2 separate regions of the Homo sapiens genome follow, and region 2 is linked to region 1. A link is an interaction called in ENCODE POLR2A ChIA-PET data of the cell type or tissue named here. Cell type or tissue: GM12878. All regions are shown on one strand. Region 1 overlaps EIF3J (eukaryotic translation initiation factor 3 subunit J). Region 2 overlaps SPG11 (SPG11 vesicle trafficking associated, spatacsin).

Evidence for each region. Peaks named below come from ENCODE experiments on the same cell type or tissue, not always from the same donor. Only the 100,000 strongest peaks of a DNase experiment are listed, where the experiment ranks them.
Region 2: POLR2A ChIA-PET joins it to region 1 with 5 read pairs; 8 of 35 experiments call an interaction of 5 or more read pairs at or near these places.

What each region holds. Positions count from the first base shown.
Region 1 is chr15:44,543,223-44,551,222 of GRCh38, forward strand. It overlaps EIF3J (eukaryotic translation initiation factor 3 subunit J), which reads left to right. Exons shown (of 8, transcript NM_003758.4): 3 at 7,654-7,708. Among named protein-coding and RNA genes, the nearest start is that of EIF3J, 10 kb to the left of the region's middle. In GM12878, a CTCF peak has its summit at 2,843; a DNase peak (open chromatin) is centred at 3,347; H3K4me3 peaks cover 1,703 bases; H3K27ac peaks cover 1,382 bases.
Region 2 is chr15:44,607,292-44,615,291 of GRCh38, forward strand. It overlaps SPG11 (SPG11 vesicle trafficking associated, spatacsin), which reads right to left. Exons shown (of 40, transcript NM_025137.4): 17 at 6,139-6,245; 18 at 3,549-3,694; 19 at 1,153-1,314. Among named protein-coding and RNA genes, the nearest start is that of SPG11, 52 kb to the right of the region's middle. In GM12878, no CTCF peak of the experiment used is centred here; no DNase peak of the experiment used is centred here.

The sequences.
Region 1 (8,000 bases):
GAAGTGTGACCAGTCTCTTTTTGCTGACACTTACTATGCTCCTTTCTTTAGGGGCTTAGTGCTAGTTTGGTAGTAACTTCAGGGCAGACTTGTAAGCACTTTGGGGAGAGAGTGACAGTCAAGGTTTGGATGGTCCTTTTATGAATTGAGGAGCAGATGTCATGGCTCTTCTTGGTACATGTTGATAGGAACCACTTTTTTTTTTTTTTTTTGAGATGGAGTTTCGCTGTCTCCAGGCTGGAGGGCAGTGGCGCAGTCTCGGCTTACTGCAACCTCCGCCTCCTGGGTTCAAGCGATTCTCCTGCCTCAGCCTCCCAAGTAGCTGGGACTACAGGTGTGCGCCACCACACCCAGCTAATTTTTGTATTTTTAGTAGAGATGGGGTTTCACCATGTTGGCCAGGATGGTCTCGATCTCTTGACCTCGTGATCTGCCTGCCTTGGCCTCCCAAAGTGCTGGGATTACAGGCATGAGTCACCACGCCTGGCCAGAATCACTTCTTTTGCTACTAAAATCCATTCTGTGATGGAGTAGGGAATGTCTAGGTAGCTTCATTATGTCTGCATTGATGTGTGTCTGGGGTAAGGTTTATGCTTTGATGGGAGAAACTAGGGACAGGGATAGAGGTGGACATAGAGTTGGTGTGAATGTACTGAGGGAGCAGTGATATGGGTGGGGTGGGGGTTATGTTTTTCTGGGAAGGGTAACTGAAGAGCATCAACATTAAATAAAAATGCTCCTGTGTTGAGTTTGTTTCTTTACCTTGGAGGTATTGAGATGGAGCTCCTTATTTTCAGCCATACTTCTTCCTTCTTGACCTCTTACTACCAGAGGCTTGCAGACCAGTTTTTTTCTTTTTTCTTTTCTTTTCTTTTCTTTTTTTTTTTTTTAGACGGAGGCCTTCTCTATCACCCAGGCTGGAGTGCAGTGGCGTGATCTCGGCTCACTGCAACCTCTGCCTCCCGGGTTCAAAGTGATTCTTGGGCATCAGCCTCCCGAGTAGCTGGGACCACAGGTGCACACCACCACGCCCTGCTAATTTTTTTTGTATTTTTAGTAGAAACAGGGGTTTGCCATGTTGGCCAGGCTGGTCTTGAACTCCTGAACTCAGGTATTCCACCCACCTTGGCCTTCCAAAGTGTTGGGATTACAGGCGTGAGCCAACTCATCTGGCCCAGTTTCTTAAATTAGTAGAAAACTGGCCAGGCGTGGTGGCTCACACCTGTAATCCCAACACTTTGGGAGGCTGAGGTGGGTGGATCACCTGAGGTCGGGAGTTCAGGACCAGCCTGACCAACATGGAGAAACCCATCTCTACTAAAAATACAAAATTAGCCAGTTCGTGGTAGCACATGCCTGTAATCCCAGCCACTTGGGAGGCTGAGGCAGGAGAATCGCTTGAACCCAGGAGGCAGAGGTTGCGGTGAGCTGAGATCGTGCCATTGCACTCCAGCCTGGGCAATAAGAGCAAAACTCCATTTAAAAAAAAAAAAAAAAAAAAAGGTGGGAGGGGCCAGGCACGCCTGTAATCCCAGCACTTTGGGAGGCTGAGGTGGGTGGATCACGAGGTCAAGAGATCAAGATTATCCTGGCCAACATGGTGAAACCCGGTCTCTACTAAAAACACAAAAATTAGCTAGGCATGGTGGTGCATACCTGTAGTCCCAACTACTCAGGAGGCTGAGGCAGGAAAATTGCTTGAACCTAGGAGGCGGAGGTTGCAGTGAGCTGAGATTGCGCCACTGCACTCCAGCCTGGCGACACAGTGAGACTCCATCTCAAAAAAAAAAAAAAGATCAGTAGAGAACCACTACAGGCAATTTAAGGTGAGAAGTTTGGTAACCAGTATACCTCTAGCTGGGCATATCTTAATATGTGTAATAATCCTTCTCTTTATGAGATTCCCAGAGTTCCCAGGAGAGGGACTTAGTTCCCAGTTAGTTATTTTATACTTCAGGACTCAGGGAAGAAGTCATATTTACTATAATACTATTTTTATTTTTATTATTTTGCATTGGAATTGCATTGGAATTGCTTTATTCCAGCGAATTAAATTGTTTACCAGACTGTGAATTTTGTAAGCAAGTGTTTAAAACATGCTTTTTAAAGACCTTCCTTAACATTGTGTTTAAAGCCTTAAATGAAGCTGTTTACATGTATACATTTAAAGGATGTATCTCAGCATGTTACTCTAAAGATGTGTTGTAAGCTGCTTTATTACAGTGAATTGAACTCTACTAAACCGTGAACTTTGTAAGCAAGTGTTTAAAACATGCTTTTTAAAAAAGTAAATCATTTTATTTTCAATAAAAAGGTCAGTCAAATGTTTAGTTATTTAAAACTTTTTTAAAATTAGTTTTTATAATTGGCAAATAATGTACATATTTATGGGGTATATTGTGATGTTTCAATGCATGTATACATTGTAATTACCATTTCATCACTTTAAACATTTATCATTTCTTTGTGGTGTTAACATTCAAAATTTTCTTATGGAACTATCTTGAAATATATAACATTGTTATTAGCTATAATCACCGTACTGTGTAATAGAACACCAGAACTTATTCTTCTAACTGTAACTTTATACCTATGACACTTTAAAGAACTTTGGTCCATTCAGAGCAGGTCCCTTAGTTTTTCACTGAGATTGTGGGTTGGCTATGTCTGGGCCTGGGTTTCCTTTTCTTTAAAATGGGGGAATAACACTACCTTCTTACAGGACTGTTGTGAGAATTAACCTTGTTACTACACCTGTTTCTCAGAAGGGTTTTAAATATGCATCTTCTGGAAGTAAGCAAATGGTCCTCCTATCTGAAACACTGCCCCCTATCACTCACAGATCCAGCCTTCCTGTGTTCTGTGAAGATTTAAACAACAAAAAATGCCTAGTAATTCACTTTTATTTTTAGCTCTTTGGTTCCTTTTGTACTGTGATGTATAGCACTTAGCAAACTAACGGCGAAATACAAACGTTTGATCTCTAATTTCTAACTCTAGTATCACAGTTACTCAAATAATGACTAGCTGGTTTGCTTTCAATCTGTTAAAACTGCGAGCTGTGGGTTAAATTGCTGAAGTAAGATGAATATAAAAATACACTTACTTTTTAATACAAAGTTCCTTTAATTATGCTTGCAGACTGTATGACAGCCTTAATCAGGATGTTGAATTTTTAATTTCTTTACTGGACTTAGAGATTTTTATTAAGAACCAAGGCTTGGTTAGTTTATATTCCTAGACTGATACAAATTTGTGATCTGTCGTGTTATGAAACCAGAAGCTTGGTGTCATATTGTGGCATATTAGTCATACTAGTCAGCCTTTGCTTCTTTAGTAGCATCAGGGCCTCTTGCCCTGCTTTTGCCATCTTGCCACTCAGCTTCAAATGGCATGTCATAGTGTGCCTGGTGGCTGCTGAGACAATGGCCAGGCTACCTATGATTAAAGCCATCTTTAATCATAGGGCTGTGTCTGTCCCTATTAAACTTGAGCCTTCTAAGTTCTGTGGAGCTTTTAGAAAATTGTGTTTGATAATTGGTTTATATTTAGCTCAATGATTGAGTTAGGCATAGAAAAAACAGAGTATAGATCTTTTTTTTTTTTTTTTTTTTTTTTTTTTGAGACAGAGTCTCTGTTGCCTAGGCTGGAGTGCAGTGGCTCGATCCTGGCTCACTGCAGCTTCGCCTCCTGTGCTCAAATGATTCTTGTTCCTCAGCATCCTGAGTGGCTAGGATTACGGGCGTGCACCACCATGCCCACCTAATTTTTGTATTTTTTAGTATAAACGGGGTTTCATCATGTTGGCCAGGCTGGTCTCGGAACTCCTGGTCTCAAGTGATCTGCCTGCCTCGGCCTCCCAAAGTGCTGGGATTAAAGTGCCCTGAGTTAGAGAGTGGGATCCATGAAGGCTTGATTAGCTGTTGACTTTTTTTTGTGAGACGGAGTTTCATTCTTGTTGCCCAGGCTGGAGTGCAATGGCGCGATCTCGGCTCACCACAGCCTCTGTCTCCTGGGTTCAAGCAATTTTCCTGCCTCAGCCTCCCGAGTAGCTGGGATTACAGGCATGTGCCACCACACCCAGCTAATTTTGTATTTTTAGTAGAGACGGGGTTTCTCCATGTTGGTCAGGCTGGTCTTGCATTCCCGACCTCAGGTGATCTGCCTGCCTTGGCCTCCCAAAGTGTTGGGATTACAGGCGTAAGCCGGCCTTGATTCTTTTTTTTTTTTTTTTTTTTTTTTGAGACGAAGTCTCGCCGCACTGTCACCTGGGCTGGAGTGCAGTGGCACAATCTTGGCTCACTGCAACCTCCCACTCCTGGGTTCAAGTGATTCTCCTGCCTCAGCCCCCAAGTAGTTGGGATTATAGGTGTCTGCCACCACGCCCAGCTAATTTTTTGTATTTTTAGTAGAGACAGGGTTTCACTATGTTGGCCAGGCTGGTCTCAAACTCCTGACCTCGTGATCCGCCCACCTCAGCCTCCCAAAGTGCTGGGATTACAGGCATGAGCCACGCACCCGGCCTGACTCCTTTTTAATAGTGGGCTTTAGAATTATATAGACTTAATTCATTAACCAGGCTTATGTTGTATGGAATACTACTTGAAATAAATGAGCTATTGGCCAGAGTATAGGATGCTTTTTACATTTGGGGGGAAGTAAGAACTATAAAGTTCTCTCAGTTTTTATTTATTAATAACTGAATCACTTTCAGAGAGGCTATTGATTTCAGCTAGGTTGTCCTAACTGCTAATGGAGAAGCTTTCTTATGAAGTTAGATAAGTTGATATGAGGGTTCATATGGAAAAACAAAACATGCAAGAAAGGCCAAGAAAACACTAAAAAATCTGAAAACCTACAAGGAAGGACTAGCTCTAGCTGACATTAAAGTAAAGCCTCTGTAATTAAAACAGTACCGGCTGGGCATGGTGGCTCACGCCTGCAATCCCAGCACTTTGGGAGGCTGAGGATCACCTGATGTCAGGAGTTCGAGACCAGCCTGGTCAACATGGAGAAACCCCGTCTCTACTAAAAATACAAAAATTAGCCCGGCATGATGGTGGACACCTGTAATCCCAGCTACTCCAGAGGCTGAGGCTGGAGAGTCACTTGAACCCAGGAGGCAGAGGTTGCAGTAAGCTGAGATCGCGCCATTGCACTCCAACCTGGGCGACAAGAGTGAAACTCCGTCTCAAAAAACAAGACCAAAAAAACCCAGTATGGTACCGTTATATGGAGAGACAGTAGACTAGTGGGATAGGATCAAAAGCCCAGAAATAGACCAAGTACATATGAAAATTTAGTATATGGTAAGTCACAAGGTATCTTAAAATGTTTTTTGCTGCAATAGAATGCAATAGACTGGGTATTGTATAAACAACAGATTTATTTCTTATGGTTATGGAGGCTGAGAAGTCCAGTATCAAGGTGCTGGCATCTGGCGAGGGCCTTCTTGCTCTATTATCCTGGGGCAGAAGGGCAAAAGAGCACAAAGGATTGCAGGAGGTGTCAGAACTCATCCTTTTATCAGATATCTACTCCTAATATAAAGGTATTAATAATTCATTCATGAGGGCTTTGCCTCTAATCATTTCTAAAAGACCCTACTTCTCAACACTGTTGGATTGGAGATTTCATCACATGAACTTTGGAGGACACATTCAAACCATAGCCCAGGGAAAAAAACCATTATTTATTAAAGGGTTTTTAATAAATGATGCTGTGACAACTGGGTAGCCATTTGGGAAAAAAATGAAATTAGATCCATGTTGCATATCATAACACAAGAAAAAAACTCCAAATCAGAGATCTAAATAAAAAAAAAAATGAAACCCTATACATTCTAGAAGAAATTGTGGGTGAATTCTTAGGTGTAAGAAAAGACTTTCTGGCTGGGCGAAGTGGCTCATGCCTGTACTCCCAGCACTTCGGGAGGCTGAGGTGGGCGGATCACCTGAGGTTGGGAGTTCGAGATCAGCCTGACCAACATGGACAAACCCCATCTCTACTAAAAATACAAAGTTAGCCAGGCATGGTGGTGCATGTCTAATCCCAGCTGCTTGGGAGGCTGAGGCAGGAGAATTGCTTGAACCCGGGAGGTGGAGGTTGTAGTGAGCCTAGATCATGCCATTGCACTCCAGCTTGGGCAACCAGAGCAAAACTCCAACTCAAAAACAAAACAAAACAAAACAAAACAACAAAAAAACAAGAAAAGACTTTCTAATTGACTTGAAATCCATCCAGAGGCAATGAAAGAAAAGACTGGGGCTAGGCACGGTGGCTCACGCCTGTAATTCCAGCACTTCGGGAAGCCGAGGCGGGCGGATCATGAGATCAGGAGTTCGAGACCAGTGTGACCAACATGGTGAAATCCTGTCTATACTAAAAATACAAAATTAGCCAGGCATGGTGGCATGTGCTGGTAATCCCAGCTACTCGGGAGGCTGAGGCAGGAGAATCACTTGAACCTGGGAGGCAGAGGTTGCAGTGAGCTGAGATCGTCCCTGTATTCCAGCCTGGGCGACAGAACGAGACTCCGTCTCAAAAAAAAAAAAAAAAAAAAAAAAAACCATTTCTACTAAAAATAAATGAGCCAGGCATGGTGGTGTATGCCTGTAATCCTAGTTACTGGGGAGGCTGAGGCAGGAGAATCGCTTGAACCTAGGAGGTGGAGGTTGCAGTGAGCTGAGATCGTGACATTGCACTCCAGCCTGGGCAAGAAACTCCGTCTCAAAAAAAAAAAAAAAGTCTGGTAAATTTTATTGCATAAATTTGTTGGGATGCATAGCAATTCATGGGGAAACAATAGAGGCATTTCCATCAAGAAAGCAAGGATGCCCATTACTTCTGCTGCTGTTCAACATTGCACTAGAGGTTTAGCTGGCCCAATTAGGTAAATCACTTGTGAGGGCCTAAGGATTGGTAGAGAAGTAAAGCTATCTTTTGTTTGCAGATAAGGTAGCATACCTGTAAAACCCTAGAGAAGCAACGATAAATCTAACTTAAGTGATAAATGAATTCAGTAAGGTAGCAGGATATTAACATATAAAAAAGCCAATAGTCATTTTTGTTTATTTGTTTTGAGACAGGGTTTTTATGATAGTGAGTTGCCTAGGATAGAGTGCAGTGGCACTATCATAGCTCACTGCAGCCTTAACCTCCTGGGCTCAAGTGATCTTCCCACCTTAGCCTCTCAAGTAGCTGAGACTACAGGCACATGCCACGTTGCCCAGTTAATTTTTTAATTTTTTTTTTTTTTGCAGAGACTGGGTCTTGCCGATAGGTTTTTATACACAAATAATAGCCACCTAGAGGACATAATAGGAAAACACCCTATTTATAATAGCAACATACAAGATGAAATACTTAGGAATAAATCTAAAGAGAAATGCGCAGAGCCTCTAATAGGGAAATCACTTTAAAACACTTCTGAAAGGTACAAAAATGTACTTGATCAAATGGAAAGACAGTTCTTATTCTTGGTTAGGGCAGCTCAGCATTATAAGATGTCAATTCCCCCTACATTAATTTATAAATTTAATGCAGTACAAAAAAATACCAACAAACATTTCTCTGGAGTTAGTCAAGTTGATAATAAAGTTCACATAGAAAAGCAAACATGCAAGAATTATTAATGGAAGTCCTTTTCTTTAGGATAACTGGGATGACGATGATGATGAAAAAAAAGAGGAAGCAGAAGTAAAACCAGGTGAGCCACTGGGGCGCCTCCATTTTTGTTTTTATGTCTTGCTGAGCATTTGTGACTTGTATTAAGACAAATGACAGAACGCTCACAAAATGGAACATTTTGGTATTTAGAAACCAAGTGTCCTTCCATTCCCACTTTATTCTGTTTTCCCTGCAACTTTTCTCTATCGCCTCAAAATATAATCAGATTAGATACTTGCTGTATTTCTGTATGAGTGCTTGTTAGTAGGAAAGGGTAGAGGTTCTGGCATTAATTATAGTTGAATGATCTAAGCCCTGCCTATAGGACGGTG
Region 2 (8,000 bases), 64 kb after region 1:
ATTTTTTTGAGACGGGGTCTCGCTCTGTTGCCCAGGCTAGAGTGCAATGGTGCGATCTCAGCTTACTGCAACTTTCGCCTCCCAGGTTCAAGCCATTCTCCTACCTCGGCCTCCAGAGTAGCTGGGACTATAGGCACGTGCCACCATGCCTGGCTAATTGTTATATTTTTAGTAGAGATGGGGTTTCACTATGTTGGCTAGGTCTTGAACTCAGTGACCCGCCCACCTTGGCCTCCCAAAGTGTTGGGATTACAGGCATGAGCCACTGCACCCGGCTCCTTTATAGAATTATAAACCTTACGTTGAGTTGAAGATACTATGAGAATATGTGTATTCAGGGAAAAAAGGAAAAGCCTTTTGAAATGAGAAATGGGCAAAGGAAGGTGTTCTTAACCGAGGATCCCTGAATAGGCTTCAGGAAGTCTGTGAATCACTTTGAAATGTAAGCAAAATTATATGCATATGTGTAATTTTTCTGAGTAGAAGGTTTATAGCTTTCTCACATTCTTAGACGTTCTGAAAAAGATTAAAAAGCACTGATTTAAACAAACATCCCTGATTCATTGAGAAGAGATAGTTAGAAGTTAAAAGTGGCAGAATAGAGAAGCTTTTGATGAAAACAGCAGACAGGTATGCTGGTCAACTGTTTGGTCTGACCCACCTCCACCCTTCCCACTCTGCTCAGTATTGCAGGATACTACATTTCCCAAGCTCCTTTGCCCTTCGGCTACCAGATACATATAGCCACAAAGACACTGTGGGAGACTAAAGATGGGAAGAGGGAAGAAGCCAAGATATTCTCCCCCTTCATTTTCCTGGGGCATCTCCGCTAAGTTTCTACCTCTATACTCTATGTTCCTGGTTCCCATTAGGCAGCCTGGTTGTTAGTTTAACTCCCAGAGATGGCTCCAGCTTCTGGGTTCTGGTAACACCACTTTTTTGCATTGTTCTTGCAGCCTTAGGGGTGATGATGGCTTTCTATTTTGTTATTTTTGGGTTGTCTCACTATCACATTTGGTTTCCCCATTCTGCTATCATGCTGTGTAAGTAATTCCCTACATTAAATGCCCTCCGGTTGAAAGATCTAGAGTGATTTCTGTTTTCCTGGCTGAACTCTGATAGACCTAAATATTGGCCACCTAAATACTGTACCTGAATAAGGTGGTAGATTGTAATATCAGATGGCAGGACACTAGGAGGAGTGCACTGTGGGAAGAGAGCAGTTTTTAGCTTGGGGTAAGGAGTTAATGCCATCTTCAATAGCTGGGGATCCACTTTCTTCAAACAGTTTTCATTTTCTTCATTCTGAACAACCTAAGTAAAAAAACAGATAACAGGTTGGACAGTAGCATTTTTCTCTTCTCAAAGTTTCTTTTTTTCACAAGAACCTTGTGAAACAAGATTAGCTTGAGAAGAGTATGTGGTAGTGAATATAGCATTAGACAAGTAGTCATAAGTTAACAGTTCTTGTTCTGGTTCTAAGACAAACTAGCTATGTGACCTTAGCTAGATATTTAATATCGGGTCTTTGTTTCCCCATCTGCAAAATTAGGAAGTTCAGCTAGATCAGTGATTTTCAAGCTGTATGTAAAGAAATTGTTTGAAAAACAGCTCTGCCAATATTTAATTCAATAATATATATTTTAAAATATTTACAAACTGATAAACTAGATGACTTCTTACCCAACTCTAAAGTTATTCTATGACTGTAATTTCTGACAGATGATTAAAAATAGAGGATTAAATAGTCGTGTTTTAAGGTATACTGCAACAATCTAAAAAAGGTGGTACTAAGTTAAGCTAGCACCATTAAGAAACTTTTGAAGATTAGATATTAAACAACATTCTTTTTTTTTTGAGACGGAGTCTCACTCTGTGGGCCCAGGCTGGAGTGCAATGGCGCGATCTCGGCTCACTGCAAGCTCCGCCTCCCGGGTTCAAGCAATTCTCCTGCCTCAGCCTCTGGAGTAGCTGGGACTACAGGCACCCACCACCACCCCCGGCTAATTTTTTTTTTTTGTATTTTTAGTAGAGACGGGGTTTCACCATGTTAGGTCTCCATCTCCTGACCTCGTGATCCGCCCGCCTCACCCTCCCAACGTGCTGGGATTACAGGCATGAGCCACCGCACCCGGCCTTTAAACAACATTCTTAATTTCCCTCTAAACAGGCCACTCTACTTCTAAAAAGCAAAGATGGGCACATTTCCACTAGGTCCCTCAATACAGTTTATATGGGTAGCTGAAGATTATAGTTTCCTTTGACCTAAGAGGGCAAATAGTAGACAATAATTACTAAGCCACAGATCTAAAGTATTCTTACTCCCAGAAGCAAGCAGATCCTAATTGTATTCTGAAAACAAATCTGGAGTATTGGAAAACAAACTAAAGGGAAAAAATAATCTCTATATAACATATTCATTCCCCTCCCTGCCCCCGCCCAGCTTTTTTTTTTTTTTGAGACAAGGTCTCACTTTATCACCCAGGCTGGAGTGCAGTGGTATGATCTTGGCTCACTGCAGCCTCGACTTCCCAGGCTCAAGTAATCGTGTCTCAGCCACCCAAGTAGCTGGGACTACAGGAGCACGCCACCATGCCCAGCTAATTTTTTTTTTTTTTTTTTTTTTTTTGAGACGGAGTCTTGCTCTGTCACAGAGGCTGGAGTACACTGGCGCGATCTCAGCTCACTGCAACCTCTGCCCCCTGGGTTCAAACAATTCTTCTGCCTCTGCCTCCTGAGTAGCTGGGATTACAGGCGTACGCTACCATGCCCGGCTAGTTTTTGTATTTTTAGTAGAGACGGGGTTTCAGCATGTTGGCCAGGCTGGTTTTGAACTCCTGACTTCAAGTGATCCACTCGCCTTGGCCTCCCAAAGTGCTGGGATTACAGGTGTGAGCCACCGCACTCGGTCATGCCCAGCTAATTTTTAAATTTTTTTTTTGTGGAGATGGAGGTTTCATCATGTTGCCCAGGCTGGTCTCAAACTCCTGTACTCAAGTGATCCACCCACCCTGGCCTCTCAAAAGGGCTGGAATTACAAATGTGAGCCACCGCACTTGGCTTCATTCACTTTAAACTGAAGATGACATAAATTTCTTTTCTTTTTTTTGAGACGGAGTCCCGCTCTGTTGCCCAGGCTGGAGTGCAGTGGTACAATCTCAGCTCACTGCAACCTCCGCCTCTCAGGTTCAAGTGATTCTCATGCCTCAGCCTCCCCAGTAGCTGGGATTACAGGCGTGCGCCAAGACGCCCAGTGAAGTTTTTTTAGTACAGATGGTGTTTCACCACGTTGGCCAGGCTGGTCTCGAACTCCTGACCTCAAGTGATCCGCCTGCCTCGGCCTCCCAAAGTGCTGGGATTACAGGAGTGAGCCACTGCACCGGGCCGAGATATAAAATTTTTAAATTCAGCCTTATCCTCTGCTCTTTAATCTAATGAAATACTTGAATATAGTTATATTTTAATATCAGCTGAGATCTAGACAATCCATAGATAATTCTGCTAAATTTAAAAATCAGTCCTATTTTGTCATAAAGTGCTATCCATACCTGACTGACACCCCCAGGAGAATACATTGTAGTAGCAAGGGCCAGGAGGGTATGTCCTTCCAATAGCATACTGCTTACACTGGCCTGATTGGTGGGAATCAAAATCTGAGCATTTGCAAGGCTAGCCTGGAAGATCAGTTTGGGATCTGGAAAATAAAAGACAGTGTTTTTCTCCTTAAGAGGGATAAATACTAAATTAAGGATTACATAAATGTGAGAACAATAACATAAATTTTTAACTCTATCCCCAGTAAAAAAAAAAAAAAAAAAAAAAAAAGGACTTCCTAAATTTAAAAGCAATGGGAAAACATCACAGAGGGAAAAAATGAAAGATTTGTCTACATAAAAATAAAAACTTCTGTTCAAAGAAAATTAAAAGGTAACAATGAACTGAGAGAAAAATTGTAACAAATGACAACCTAAAGAGTTGCTGAGTTTGTTCTCAACAAAGAGCTCATCCAAATCAATGCCAAAAATACTGACTCTAACAGATAAATGGGCAAAAGAAATAACCAATTTATGAAGGAGGAAATATAAATGCCTGACACATAAAACTATATAATTCACTAGCAACAAAGAAATGCAAATTAATTAGATGCCATATACTACCTATCCAATTAGCAGTAATTTAAAAAAACTCATCATCAAGCATTAGAGCTGGTCACAGTGAGTAGAGACTAGGACTTAAAATAAAATTGTACAACTCCCTTGGAAAGCAATCCGGTCCTACAGCAAGAACCTTAAACATGTGTAACCTTTGACCCAATAGTTTTATATCCCAAAACCTATCTGTGCTAAGAAAATAATCTGAAATAAGGACAGTTTTATATTGAAATATATTCAAGACTATTATTTATAATAGAAAAAAATGGAAAATGCCCTCATTGTCGGAAAATGAGAGAACAGAAAATTAAATAATGGTATATCCATACAATGAAATATTATGTAAACATTTAAAATGGTCACTGTCTTTTTTTTTTTTTTTTTTTGAGATGGAGTCTCACTCTCTCACCCAGGCTGGAGTGGAGCTATCTTGGCTCACTGCAAGCTCCACCTCCCCAGTTTATGCCATTCTCCTGCCTCAGCCTCCCAAGTAGCCGGGACTACAGGCACCCGCCACCAAGCCGGGCTAATTTTTTTTTTGTATTTTTAGTAGAGACGGGGTTTCCCCGTGTTAGCCAGGATGGCCTCGATCTCCTGACCTCGTGATCTGCCCGCCTTGGCCTCTCAAAGTGCTGGGATTACAGGCATGAGCCACTGCGCCTGGCCTAAAATGGTCATTGTCTTTAAGAATGTGGGAAAATTCTGTTATAATATTACACACAAAAAAGCAGTATATAAAAACATAGATGTTTCTTGTTGTTCTACTAGCACTTAACAATAGTCTGTCACAAGGTAGGAGCTCAATAAATATTTGTTGGGTGAATGAAATACAATAGAGACTAAGTTTTTAAAAAGTACAGTGAAGATAACTGGAACAAAATACATTAAAATATTATCAGTGGTTACCTATGGGTGGTTATTTTCCTATGTACCTAGGCTATCTACCTATGGAGGTATTACTTTTTAATTAATTAATTATTTTTTAAAAAAGAGACAGGGTCTTGCTTTGTCAACTAGGCTGGAGTGCAGTGACACAATCTCTAATCCCTGGGCTCAAGTGATCCTCCCATCTCAGCCTCCCAAGTTGCTGGGACTACAGGAGCATGCCACCACAGCTAATTTTTAAAAATCTTTTGTAGAGACAGGGTCTTGCTATGTTGCCCAGGCTGGTCTTGAACTCCTATCCTCAAGTGATCCTTCCACTTTGCCTCCCAAAGCACTGGGATTACAGGTGTGAGCCACCACACCTGGCCAGTATTACCTTCTTGATAGTTGTCTGTGGCTTCTAATTTTTTTTTTTAACAATGAACATATATTACTTCATAATCAGCATGCAAAACCAAAAAACAAAACCCACATTATGAAAAAATTCTGCATTTTGAGAGAAACTGGACATTACATGCAACTGAAAGACTACTGACATTCCTTGTCTGTGGTCATTCAGCCTGTCCCCTTTCCCATATTTCTGGCATAACACCAGCTAAGTCCTCAGGGGTAAGAAGCCTTTTCTGTCTGATTACAACCAGAGTAAGCCTCTACATCAGCAGCTCCACTGCAGAGGACACAACAATCTCACACATACTATGGATTTCTTTTAACTCCATTTGGAGTTCCTTACAAAAATTCAAAACAGGGATCTGGAAGACAGACCACTTCTTCATGGAAAAAGGGTGTCAGTCTACCAGAGAGCAGGAATTCAGCCTGTGACAAACTGGTGGGATAAGGGAAATTCTAGAGCACGATGCTAAGGGGAAGGGGACAAAACCACAGAAGCTCTTTGCTCCAGGTCTAGCTTTTCTTGGCTGGCTGATGGCTAACCTTTTTGGCCTTCCTTCTGCTTCTTACCTCAAGTGTGAGCCTAGATTACATTCAGATAGCTGACCACAGCCAAATAATTTATTTAAAAGAGTTCACAAGTTTAATACCATTCAACAGACCAGTGACTGATCCAAAGCAAGTTTCTGTGTTTAATACAGTATACCCATACCTGTTAAGTTACTGGCAACTTGTCGACACTGAACTAAAAATTCAAACCAAGGGTGTGCTTCATGTAACTCTTTTTTTTCCAAAAAGGGACAATTTTCAGGACTAAGTCTGTATATAAAACAAACAAAAACCTTCTTTGATTAACATACAGGATAAGACAATTACAACCATTTTGCTCAGGCGATGATTAGCATTTAAAAAAAGAATCTTGGAATTAAAAAGTAAATATAACACAAAATACTCCCACTCTTGTGTTGTATTTTACATATTCTTCATGATCTGGAAACAATTTTAGAGATAGAGATTTTAGAGACATCATATGTTCACTACCATGATGAAATTTATCCAAATCTTTATCAGATTAATAGATACCTTGTACTTTAAGATACTTCATATTTTATTGGTTTTTACAACAAAAACTTTTTAGCATATTCAAACTTAATAAGAGGCTTTTAAAAAACTCTTACAAGCCAAGTGTGGTGGTGTGCACCTGTAGTTCCAGTTACTTGGGAGGCGGAGGTGGGGGAATTGCTTGAGCCTAGGAGTTCGAGGCTGCAATGAACCATGATTGTGCCACTGCACTCCAGTCTAAGTGACAGAGTGAGACTGTCTCAAAGTAAAAAAGAAATAAAAAGCTTACACAACTACAGAGAGGTTACAACTGAGGAATTATGGCTCAGAATACATACTTTGAAAATACAGCTCTTAAACCTGTTCTCTTGCCAGTAGCTATGGAGACAACATTTCTAAGTAAGACTAATGATATGACATACCAAAAATACAACTTCTCTTGGAACTCCTAGTCTGTTTTTTTTGAGACCGGGTCTCACTGTATTGCCCAGGCTGGAGTGCAGTGGCGCAAACATGGCTCACTGCAGCCTGGACCTCCTAGGCTCAAAGTAATCCTCCCACCTCAGCTTCCCAGGTACCTGGGACTACAGGTGTGTGCCACTATGCCTGGCTGATTTACTTCTTTGTAAAGAAGAAGACCCACTACATTGCCCAGGCTGATCTTGAACTTTTGGGCTAAAGTGATTCTCCTGCCTTGGCCTCCCAAAGTGCTGGGATTAGAGATGTGAGCCACCGTGCCCGGCCAATTCCTAGTCTTTACTACACAAAATAAGTAAAATAAAAATGTTGCCTATGAGTGCACAAATGTGGGCTCCAGAATAAAAATTAAGTAGAATTAAATCAGCTCTTCCACTTATTAGCTGTGTGCCTTAAGTAACATACTTAGTCTCTCTCAAAGCCTGTTTCTTCATCCATAAAATGGACATGGGAGTAACTACCCCATAGAGTTTTTGTGAAGATTAAATGAGATAATGCATATAAAGTACTTAGCTTAGTGCCAACATTGTAAACACTCACATATTAAAGACTACTTCTATTGTTATTGTTATTACTGACCCAATAGCAATTAACACTGGCCACAGATATGATTCTGCGGGTTAATCTTAGGCAGACAGATACTAATGTATTGCTCTCTCTTTCTCTGTGCGTGTGTGTGTCTATAGAAATATAAATTTTAGAGCATATCTAATATACCTTGAAAGTGAAATACAGTTTGCTATGAAATCAAAGTTGCTTAGCATTCTCTTGGTAATCAAAGTATCAAAGAAAACTCCAAGTAAAACTTTAGAATCTTCCTCTCAAACCTTTTAAAGCATTTCTTTCATTGTATTCTAAAGTCAAGTTATTTAAAAGGTTAACAGAGATACTACAGAATTAATTCACCAAAAAACACATAAGCATTTTGCTGAATGTAGTACTGAACTCAAAGATGTACCAACTGTTGAGATGGAGAAAACTACCTCAAAAAGATCAGTATTCCTCGTGTGAATGCTTACTATTTTCCTAAAAGTC